Regions from separate parts of the Homo sapiens genome. Here regions 1 and 3 are each linked to region 2. A link is a contact called in ENCODE Hi-C or POLR2A ChIA-PET data. All regions are on one chromosome and are shown on one strand. The core of a region is the stretch at or near the end of the contact, and the rest is flanking DNA. Distances in the headings are between cores, read along the strand shown.

What was found. A loop is a pair of places that touch in the nucleus more often than their neighbours do. ChIA-PET counts read pairs that join two places held with the same protein, here RNA polymerase II (POLR2A). Pooled maps may share reads with other maps.
Region 1: a loop to region 2 is called in a map with no recorded cell type, with 13 times the contacts of the local background. The contact joins two enhancer-like sites. A Hi-C loop is called at or near these places in 2 of 37 single-sample maps with no recorded cell type and 8 of 50 pooled maps. POLR2A ChIA-PET finds 5 or more read pairs at or near these places in 1 of 52 experiments (BJ).
Region 3: a pooled map shows a loop between it and region 2 (13-fold over the local background). The contact joins two enhancer-like sites. A Hi-C loop is called at or near these places in 1 of 168 maps with a recorded cell type or tissue (GM12878), 26 of 37 single-sample maps with no recorded cell type and 6 of 50 pooled maps.

What each region holds. Positions count from the first base shown.
Region 1 is chr6:157,223,323-157,227,102 of GRCh38, reverse strand. No RefSeq gene overlaps it. Among named protein-coding and RNA genes, the nearest start is that of TMEM242, 98 kb to the left of the region's middle. RefSeq lists an enhancer at 1-129. Within about 2 kb of position 1,459, at least 12 of the 41 ENCODE cell types and tissues checked have a DNase peak (open chromatin) inside an H3K27ac peak, as active enhancers do.
Region 2 is chr6:156,697,166-156,700,748 of GRCh38, reverse strand. No RefSeq gene overlaps it. Among named protein-coding and RNA genes, the nearest start is that of ARID1B, 78 kb to the left of the region's middle. RefSeq lists an enhancer at 1,658-1,897. Within about 2 kb of position 2,333, at least 6 of the 41 ENCODE cell types and tissues checked have a DNase peak (open chromatin) inside an H3K27ac peak, as active enhancers do; they include GM12878, where a contact is called at or near this core.
Region 3 is chr6:157,569,506-157,573,377 of GRCh38, reverse strand. The region is part of intron 2 of ZDHHC14 (zDHHC palmitoyltransferase 14); the gene reads right to left. Among named protein-coding and RNA genes, the nearest start is that of MIR3692, 42 kb to the right of the region's middle. RefSeq lists an enhancer at 1-546. Within about 2 kb of position 2,202, at least 3 of the 41 ENCODE cell types and tissues checked have a DNase peak (open chromatin) inside an H3K27ac peak, as active enhancers do; they include GM12878, where a contact is called at or near this core.

The DNA of each region.
Region 1 (3,780 bases), core at 210-2,709, 530 kb before region 2:
GGGCCATGCCTTGCATTTCTGCAGCAGTTCGGCCTTGCCCAGCCTTAGAGGTTCCTGGTGTGGACACCCTGACCCTCCTCTGGGAGGGACCAGCTCCCACTCACACCTGCAAGCCTGATTAGCAAACCTGACTTGGTTATTCAAGTGTGAAACTCAAACTCAGGCAGGCATTGGAATTCAAGTTTCCTGGAGCTATGCTAAGGGCTGGGAGACCTGAACCGGGCTGCAGATGAGGGAGGATTATACCAGACATATCTGGCAGAACACAGCCGGCTTGAGCTCTTGAAAAGACTTTTGGAGTCAGGAGGTGGTTTGGCCCAGCGATTCATTTTGTAGATAAAGACACTGAGGTCTGAAACACAGAACTGGGGCTGGGGGTGGGGGTGGGAGGGGAGGGAAAAAGTGACAAAGGAGAAATTTCTAATGATTATAATTCAAACAATAAACTTTCATAAAAGATTAGTAGTCTGGTAAAAAAAATATTGACAAAGGATACAAATAGAAAATTTCCAGAAAACAAAATATAGATGGGTTAGGAACATACAAAAAAAAAATTCAATCTTGCTGACAAGGAAATGAAAACAGGACAAATTTCGCAAAGCGGGAAGATAACCCAGTGCTGGCTGGGTTCAAGGAGCTGGATCTAGATCCTTTCTTAGACTTCTGCTGGGATTTTCCATGACGTTCCCAAGAGTGTAACTTGGCCACATGTCCAGATAGCTTTAAAAATAGTCATACCATTTGAAACACTGTTTTTCACTCCCTGGAATTTATCTTAATGAATTAATTAGAGATTGTGACAAAGATTTATCTTCTGGGATGTTTGTGGCGGCATTTTTTTATGAGGGTGAAAATGTGGAAGAGACATGAATGTCCAACAACTGGGGATGGGTGAAATAAATGGGGCCCTAGGCAGCCACAAAGGCTCAAATTTTAGAAAAATTAATGACATGAAGAGGCTTAGGATATAATAAAATTTAAAGTTTGCTTACAAAATTGAACACCTTATTAAAGTGGATATTTCTGGATGCCAGAATTACAGGTAACTGATATTTTTAACTTTGTTTCTCTATGCTCTTGTACTGTTCTAAGTTTCTACAATGGACATATTTTTAGCTTCTAATTTTAAGAAAAGGACAAAGAAGGGAGGGTGAATAGGAGGACACAAGGAGTGAGGGAAAGAACTATTTGTGTGACTGTTTGCTACATACCGTCTCCCTGTTAGCTTGTTAGCTGCAGGCTCTGGGGCTTGGATGAGGCAGTCTTGGCTCCCTGTGCCCCTCGACGTGTCCAGCACCCACACCCTGGGCCCTGGCCTGGGCTAGCAGGTGGAGGCCAGCAGCGGATGCGGTAGGTCAGCGGTGGGCAGGTCCTGCGGGAAAACGCAATGGTGTCCCAGGCCAAGGGCAGCCTGCGGGCCCCTAGCTGGGACCTGGTTGCGGCACTCAGTCGACAGACTCATTGGGTGTGGGGGCACTGGATGGTCTCTGGCACCCACTTCCCCTGGGAAACTCAGGGACGAGGCCAGTGGGCCTGGCTGGCGAGTGTGGCAAGACGGCACTAACGCCCCTTTTCCCTATGCCTAAATCGTGTCCAACTCAAGCGGGAGTGGACATGGCTGGCCTGTTAAAAGTATGCTCCGCAAAGGAAATCCCACGTGATTCGTTCCGCTGGGACAAAACCCAGACATTTGGCCACACTGAGTGAACACCTGCTCCGTGCCAGGCACCCTTCCAGACTCCGAAGACCCAGCAGCGAGTAAAGCAGACCCAATGCCTGCCCTCGTGGAGCCCTGAAGGTTAATGATCTCAGTGCAAGGATTGGGGATGTGGGGAGGAACGAGGCAGGAGCGTTGTCAGAGAGAGGGAGCACCAAGAGGCTGCTGGAGCCTCCTGGCTCGCTCTGCAGCCTGGCCGGGCCCCGGGAGGGAGCCGCTGCCTAATTGGCTCCTGCCTGTTTCTAGTGGTGTCCATTTGAAGCCATCTAACGGCTCAGTTCCTAAGAAAGTTCCAGCAGAGGCCCTTGATTGCCCTCTGGAAGGCTAATTAGTCCCAGAAACAGAGCGTCTGTGGGGCCTGCGGGACGGGGGAGCCCTCAGCCGGCACAAATGGCGGAACCGGCATGGGGCTGCCTTCTAATGGCTTTTTGAAGGTTGCTCTGCGTTTGATTGACAAATGCCATATGTCCCTAATGCGCTTCTCTGAGCTCTCTCTTGTTCACCTCTAAAACAGGTTCCTCTTTGCTTTGATTTCATATATACGATTTTACCAGTCCCTGTTCTTTAAAGGCAGGAAAGTCCTAACAGCTCATCCCCACACAAGGCCCCAACAGTCGCCAACTCCCGGCTCTAATGACTGCAGCCGAGTTCTCCAGCGCCTGCCGCTGCAGGGGACAACGGAGCGGGCCCGCCGGCCCCCCTCAGCCGCTCCCCACTCACCCCTCCCCACTCACCCCCTCCAAGGCTGCCGCTCCCCTGAGGGGGATGCTCTGAGCCACGGGGATGAAAGGCCTGGTGATTGCTGTCACGAAGGCCCCAGAAGCCCCAAAGGCGCAGGAGACGCAGGCGGCTAAAAGCACCCGATGGGATGCTGGCCTGGGCCTTAAATAGCCATGCTGTGTCAAGGGAATGTGCTGGGCGCCAAACCCAGGGGCCACCGGAGCCACCTGCACCGGGGTGCTGTCCCCAGGGACTGCAGCTCCCTGGAGGCCTCCCCGAAGCCCGTCAGCCACAGACTTCCTCATGTCCAGCCACCTCCTCGCTGCTGGAGCAGCTGCCCTTTCTTCTTTGTTCCGCTCGAAGCCGAAACAGAGCCCAGCTGTGGCCCTCAGCATCCCCTCGGCAACGTGACAGGTGTTATTAACTTGTGCCCTCTCCTTCCTCATCTTCGCCCCCTCCCCTCCCGCTGGCCTTCTCTTCTCCAGGCAATTCCGGAAATTTCTGATTGCTTTTATCAATCTTCTCTCCCAGAGACACATGGAAGCTGCATAGATCTTATTCCTTGCTTGGATCTGCTGGCTGGAAAGGCTTGACCGTGAGGACGGTCTTGCTCCTGAAGGGTAATTGGAGGTGCAGGAGAAATTAGAAGCCACTACAGCTTGTCACCGAGCATAAGCGACAAGCCCATTACCATGCTCGCTAATGACCGCCTGAATGTTCCCCTTCATTTTGTCAAAAATAACATCCTCATCCCCACGCAGCACTCCATCCAGCACCTGTCTGTCCCGCACCTCCTTCAGGCTGGTGTCTTCCTTTGCTGCCACCAACACAGCTTCTCTTGTTCCTCAGGGCCCCCCAACTTCTCTGTCATCCATCTGCTCCACCCCGTCCAGGAGCATCCCCGGACCACCGTTCGCTGCGCAGGACAGACGCCAGCCACCTTCTCTGTGTTCCCTTGGGAGGTAGCAGCGCTCTTGGGGCCCATAACGGGAGGAGCTGCCTAAAACATGAAGAGATCAAGAAGTCGTTTTGCCCCAGCACGCTTTTAGTACAAAGTGCTCCCTCAACATCCGCTGAGCAATGGGAGCCTCCTGGACATGAGTGCCAAGAGCTTGCGGGGGACCAGAGGGAGTGACACGGAGGGGCACCAGCAGTCACAGTCCACTGCCACCACGCGGGGGGGGGGTGCCCAGCGCTTTCCTCTGGTACTGGGGGAGACCTCCTTCCAAATCAGCTCTGGGGGTTTGCCTGCCCCCAGGGCATTTGGGCTGTTTCGGTGCCCATGAGTACTAAAGATCCCCGGCCCTGTGACACCAGCGGGATTCTCTGTGTTTTCTGCACAA
Region 2 (3,583 bases), core at 1,084-3,583:
TAGCAAATATGAAATTCTACAAAAAAGCATGGCCAACAGAAAGCCTTCATTCACTGTGTTTATGTTGGTACTGATCTTCACGGCATGCTGTTAACTCAACATGAAGCTATGCTTTTTAAAACAATTCAAGTTCAAGGCCATCCCATTTATAACCAGTCATGTTCCAGGCCTATAAAGCATTTGCAATAACAATCCAAACTGGCATATAAGTTAAAGCTCACCCTAGGCAGCTTAAATTTACACGATTAGCCTGGGACTTGCTCATCCTGTAGCATCGGGAAGCCCGACCTCATGATCAAGTGCAATTCACATCTCACAATTCTAGCAATCGATGTACATGGATACACCATTATATTATTATTAAATCCAATTGCTTTGCAATTAACCCAATATGACACCCATACAAATGATTCAAATAAAGAGCCTCACATTTCACAGGGGACAATCAATACAGTGAAATCACAGCTACTGACAATGCCAGCAATTTGGCTTGTTACTTTAGTGCTACATTTTTCTCAGGTTGACACTTCTATTCCCGCTTCTGAATTACAGCTACCATAACTTTCAACTATTGGCAATGCCCACGCCTCACAAAAGCAGAATATTCAACCATGCTTGGCCATTCCTAACCTGTTAGCTGAGTCATGAAAAGTTACACCCAGCCTAAGACGTGCTAAATCATAATTTTTAAAAATTTTCTTTCTTTCCTCCCAAAATGAAATTTGGACTTCTTTTTCTCCAGGAAAAGCTCCTTAATGATGGAAAAGAAAATTATGAGACTTATCAATAGATTAAATAAGTTCTTAGGAAAAATGATTCTTGCCCCTCCCCTTGCATAAAACTCTTACAAGGAGATGCTTGAAAGCAAAACCAATCACAACAGTATCTTTCCCAATTACTATTATTGTTCTTCTGTAGCTTTATCATCTCTATTTTAATTAAGTGAAAGCACTTTACAGTTATAGCCTGATCAAAAGCAACCTTTTAAAAACATTACAACCTTCATTTTATGTCACCCTCTTTTGGCAGATTTTGCCAGTGTATGTGTTTGTCAGACAAGGTGGCTTTTAGCAGCATTTCCCTTCAGCCATTTCTACAGAGTTGGGTGCTGACATTCAATAGATATTTATTGACAGACTATTTGAGCGCTACTTTGTTAAGACCCCATAACTCCTTATTTCAAGTTGACTGAACTTGACCTTATGGAGCATTTAAGACAGGCACTGACCAAAAAATGTATCTTTTCTGTGTCTCTTTCTATATTGTTTCCAAACAGAGACTGGTTGAGTCAGATATGTTTCTATGAGGCCATTTCCATCTACTAAATGGGGGGAATAGAACATTAAGTATGCAGTAAAATGCCTCTGTTTTTTAACATACAGTGTAGACGATTGAAAATAATGACTTACTTAATACGCTAATAGAGTCTCCGTGAATCATACTGTATACATAACGGTGATGAAAATGTTCAGGTTTGAAATTTCTCCCTTGCCAGAGAGGAAACCATGGGGGTGAGTCATGGTTTTAGTGATGACTGGCCTGGGGAAGTGAAATTGGAAAGCCACAGGTTAAAAAAGGAGTGAGGAGTGATTCCTTAACAGGAGTGCCATAGTCATAAACTCCAAGAAGGCAAGAGACAGTTCCTTATGCTGCTCACACCTAGGCAGGAACCTGCAGAAGAAGAGCTCCTGGCGGTTCACCTGCAGGAGAGAAATCCTGAAAGCCCAGGAAACCAAACAACATTTAAAGTCACCTATGGATTGGGAAAAGAAACAGGACTTCTTGCTGGGGGAAGAGCGATAAATGACTGCCTGTAAAGGGGAACACAACTGAATGCAGTCACTCAAGTGAACGAAATTCATTTAAGAGCAATTGGATTAGAGATGGAGATTTACATGGATGACTTTAAAGAAGAGAAGTGTGCAAGAGACAGGAAAGATGCACATCAGTCATTTGCTACAAAACTGTAAACAGCATTGTTAAGTGGGAAAATGGGCCACTAAATTGTAATTAAACTATGACGATAATGTTGTAAAATGTGTGCTATGGGCAAAGACTGATTGGGATTACATAGAAATTAACCTAGTTACTGTGCTCTTGGTAAAGTATTGATGTTATTTGTTTTCCATTGTTAAATTTTGTGGTGTGAACATGAGGGTGGGGGTGGGGAGAGACTATATATAGAGAGTTTAGTGTTAAGACCATGGCACGAGGAACCAGGAAGCCGTCTTTAAGTTTCACACGGCCACGCCAGCTGCGATTGTAACCTCTCTTGAGTCTCAGTGTCCATATATAGAAAGTGAGAATAAGAACACCTGCCCTGCACTAATGGGGTAGTGAAAGCACTTTGTAAATTTGAAAGTATTGTAGGAGATTTTTTTAAGGAATGAAGGTCTGGGTGCTATCTAGATGAGAGACTTAGGAAGTCCAGACCTCAAAAAGTTACACTGACTCTCTTTTCTTAGCAGTCACTGCGGAAGCTGGAGAACATGTGTTATCTCATTTAATTTTACAGTAAAACAAATTACAAACACTTATTGGGCATCTACTAATTGTTTCACTAACCAGGTTTTCCAATACCATTTATAGAACAATCTTCTTGTCCTCCATTGATCTGAAATGCTCCTTTTATCACACACCTGAGTTTATATTTGAACTGCTGTTTTACTGCTCACCGTTCTGTTTTAATTGTTGTAGATTGGTGACTTTTTTAATCTGGTAGGGTAACTTTTTATAGCTGTTGTTTTTTAAAAATAGGATCCAGGGCAGAGAGGGAGCTATTAAGGAAGATAACCAAGCTTGGACTCAAGGGAGTAACTAACCAGCCCAAAGGCACGTTGCAGTGTAGCAGATTCTTAGAAGACATTCTGGAATCAGAGGAAGCTTACTTCAAATCCTGGTGTATGATTTATCATCCACATGACCCAACGTATATCACTTAATTTCTTTAATCTCTTTCCTCATCTGCAAATTGAAGACAATATCAGCTACCTTGAAGTGTCCTGATGTGGATTAAAGTACAAAATGGATGTCAGTTTCTCTAGGACCATGCCTGGCACCCAGCTGTCACATCCTTCCCTTCCTTTGAAAGCGTTCCTACTGGTAGGGACATGGCTTCCCTTTCTTAGGTTTTCTTACATCTGCAAAAAAGGAAGAAGAACAAAGAATGCTCACAGCATTCTGCAGGCTTGTTTCACTGAACGGAGATAGATACATGGTAACTGTCTAGGGGATTTCAGCTGTGCATGTGTATTCTCTCCTCCCTGAACATGGCAGAGCAGAAGATACTGCATGCCATAGAATTCATGAAGGGCTCTGTCATTATCCAGCCATGAACATGGGATGTCAAACCAGGTAGGAGTGCTTGGCGGTACATTCCCCTTGAGGGGAAGTGAAAGGGGAAATTGCCCTGGGCCGTGAGAACTGGCTAGGGAACAGGTGCAGAGTGATGGGGCCTCTCTTCTCTGCCAAGTTTGGACTTTAAGTGATTTTGGGGGCAGAACTCACATTGATGACCTCCCTTTTTGTAGTTTCTTAGAGATTATTGAGTAATATTTAAAAATATTTGATGATTAGAGTGAAG
Region 3 (3,872 bases), core at 953-3,452, 870 kb before region 2:
ACATGAAAGGCCTGCCACTGGGTACATGCTGGTCCCATGGAATGAGATGGAACCGGCGTGGATGCTTTCCAGCTCTGGGAGGGAGCACAGGGTGCACCCGGTGCAAGGGTTGGAGAGCCCTGACCGCGCTCTGACTTGCAGAGGAGTCCCCAGAGCTCCTCAACAGCTGGCAAGAGGGTGTAAGTGGTGGGAAAGATGAAAGGGGAGTGGGGCCGAAAGAAAGGGGGATGGCGAGTGCAGACAATCCTTGCCTTTCTCGGAACAGGAAGCTGGTTTTGAGTTGTAGGGGGTAATTTCGTTAGAAAACACAAAGGATTTGGGCTTTTCCCAGACTTGGTCATCAAAGGGCATGTGGGATGATCTCTTGAGGAGAGAACTTTGTCAAGAAGAAGGCATTTGTAGGATAAGAACTTTAAATAGGCCCTCTAGCCCCAAGAGAACCTGACTACTTAGGGCCTTAACAAGGAATTGACGGGGGAAAAAGCCCAATGGAAGTATTAGTAGAAAACCTTTTTCTGTCTACTTAATAGAGAACAGAAACAGGTGGCCTCGAAGAATGAGTTTCATGTGCTATGCAGTGCTAGGTTCTTTATGCATTCATTCAAATATTTATTAGGCACCTACTGTATGCCCAACAGTCCTCTAGGTGCTGTAGATACAGTGGTAAACAAGGTAAGTCCTCTGTCCATGAAGGGGAACATCACACACCGGGGACTGTTGTGGGGTGGGGGGCGGGGGGAGGGATAGCATTAGGAGATATACCTAATGCTAAATGATGAGTTAATGGGTGCGGCACACCAACATGGCACATGTATACATATGTAACAAACCTGCACGTTGTGCACATGTACCCTAAAACTTAAAGTATAATAATAATAAAATAAAAAAAAAGGTTAGTCCTCTTTCTTATTGTGGCTTGTACTCTAGGGAGGCCAGATAAACCCAGAATCTGTATTTTTTAATAATTTAAGTGTGCAGACAAATCATACTCATGGCAGATCTTAAACTTGGCTGATGATCGGGATCATCTAGGGCAGTGGTTCTCAACCAGGGCGATTTGCCTCCCGGGGGAAATCTGAAACCATCTAGAGATGTTTGTAGTTGTCATGAGTGGGAGGGAGTGTCACAAGTGGGACCTAGTGGGTGGTGGCCAGGGGTGTTGCTAAATGTCCTACAATGTGCAGGACAGCCCCTCCCAACAAAGAACGTTCCAGCCCCAGATATCAAGAGTGCTGAGGCTGAGAGGCCCTGCCCTAGGGTCTTGCTACTCAAAGTGTGGGCCATGGACTGGCAGTATTGGCATCACCAGGAAGCTTATTAGAAATGAATCATCTCAGCGTCTCCTCCCAGCCCCGACCCTGCTGAGCCAGAATCTGCATTTTCAAAGATTCCCCACACACCCTCCCACCCTGAATTTGGATTTGGATGCACGTGAAAATCTGAGGAGCCTTGCCGTAGGTGCACACACTTATTAGCAGGCAGGACAAAATTAACAGCAAGTCAGCCAACTAGTTAGCTAAGCTTGGTGAAGTCCCCGCCCCAAGCACCATTCACGAAAGGTTTACTTACCTAGCAGGCTCAAAAAAAAAAAAAAAAAAAAATACAGATTCCTCATTCCTGAAGATTCTTATCTGCAGGAGGGGCTAAGAATATGCATTTTTATAACAGCTCCCTGTGTACAGCTGAGAGAGACAGGTTTGTACACCATACAAGTAACAGCTGAACCCCAAGGCTGCATTTCAGTACCATTAGCTGGGGAATCTAAGCAGCTGGCTAAAAACACAGACAAAAGAGAAAGATGCAAGCCACTTACGAAGATGCTCCCGTCACCCAAAGAGCTGATATTATCTAGTTAATTATGGAAGGTCTGCCCAGTAAAACAGCCAGGCCAGGTGTTTAAACTGTTTGTTTTTGTTGTTATTTATAGCATCGTGAGTTTCCGTTCAAAGAAACTTTTACAAAGAACCTCAGTATACAAAACAGATGAGAGTGAAGCAGCTCTGGTTTATGGGGACACCCAACATGTCTGTCCCTTGCCTGGGCTCCAGGAGGCACAGTTTGAAAAACATCATGACAGACAATAGCTGTGGTCTAGAGTGCATGCTGATTTTAGGTGAGAAAGACCCTAATAAAGTACGTTTCATTCAAGGAATGCTCTCGTGCACATAGGCATGCTCTCATGAAGTTGAAGTGGCTATTTGCTTGAACTTTAACGTGAATGCGGAGTGGCAAACATCAATGTTCAAAAATGATTCCATGAATAGAAACACAAATATTCCTACAAATTGTTTTGAAAATATAAGTTCCAGAAAATGGAAACATAGAATGGCCCCAGTAAAGAGTATGATTCTTTGATCTGGTGGAGAAAACAGACTTCAGCTTCTCCATTTTTAAACCATGACAATCTCAGTTCCTGCAGTTCAGGGACATTGTAATTCATGCAAAGACCTTGAACTGTCAGATGCTATGATGTTCACAGCTATCAAAAGCTCTTTTTTCAGGGGCTGCCCAGACTCAGAAGGGCAATATAGATGTATGTGTGTGTGTATATATATATATATGTGTGTGTGTGTGTATATATATGTGTGTGTGTGTGTATATATATATGTGTGTGTGTGTGTGTATGTATATACATATATATATCACTAATTAGTACAATTAAAAACAATAAAAAGAAAGTGTTTAGTAGCTGCGACCTTTTTAGTTTAACTGAGTTAATCCAATACATGCTCATAACAAAATGAAAATTAATGACTACCTTATATTTTCCATACTATTTTTTTCCACATGGATGCCAAAGCCTTGCCCTTGAAAGGAAAAGAAAGTGGCTTTGTCCTTGCAAAGTTTTAATTTCCCTCAAATTGTGTCAAAGTTCTCTGAGTATATACACAAAACCGCTGTGCTGCGTAAGTGAAGATCAGTTCTTCCACTGAAAGCCAAAGCTAGAAATATTTGTGTGTTTCCACTTTGTGGTACATAATTTCTGCATTGTCAGAAATGGGTAAATATTGTACAGTGATAGAGATCAATTTGGGTTGTCAGTGTTTGCATTATTGTAAGACAAGTAGACAAGAACAAAGGTAAAAAGTGGACACTGGATACCACGCTATGGCAGGGCCAGGCTTCACCATTATCACCAGGAAAATCAGACAGGCTTTTATTGAAGTTTGAGTGGCATTAATATTGAGAGCATTAGCAAAAGACCTGAATGCAAGGGCTGGTTTATCACTCATTCTACACCGGACTGGTGCAAGATTTTATCTTTAGCATTGAAGAAAAGAGAATTAGGATTACCAGTACAGAAGCAGGGGATGCTATTTATAAGTACACTATACTTTAAAGAATAAAAATGCCCATCTATTATGGTCCTAAGCTCTTTTCTTTTTTGCCTCTAATCAACACAGATTGGATAAAATGAATAAAAATCTTCATTAAGGTTAACAAATATAAACCAATATATATACAAGCTTTAAAAGTATTTTTATATATTTAATGACACAAACAGTTGGAAACTACAAAGAAGACAATGTCTCCTTTGAAACAGAAAAATATAACCACAAAACTCTAGAAATAAAGCTAACAAAAAAATGGTAGGTAGCTTCCGTGTGAAGAAAAAAACAATACAACAATATAGAGACTTGAAGGGGGTTTTGAAAACCACAGAGAGACACTCTGCTTCCTGCGGTGGAAGATTCAGTATTTTAAATATGTCACTTCTTCCCAACTTACTTTATACATCTATTACAATGCTAATAGAAATCTCAATATGATTTAGAAAAATTTTGACAAATTTGACAAAATGATTCTAAACTTCATCTGGAAGAATAAACGTGAGAATATTTGCAAAAGTAAAATAATAAGGGGAAATCATT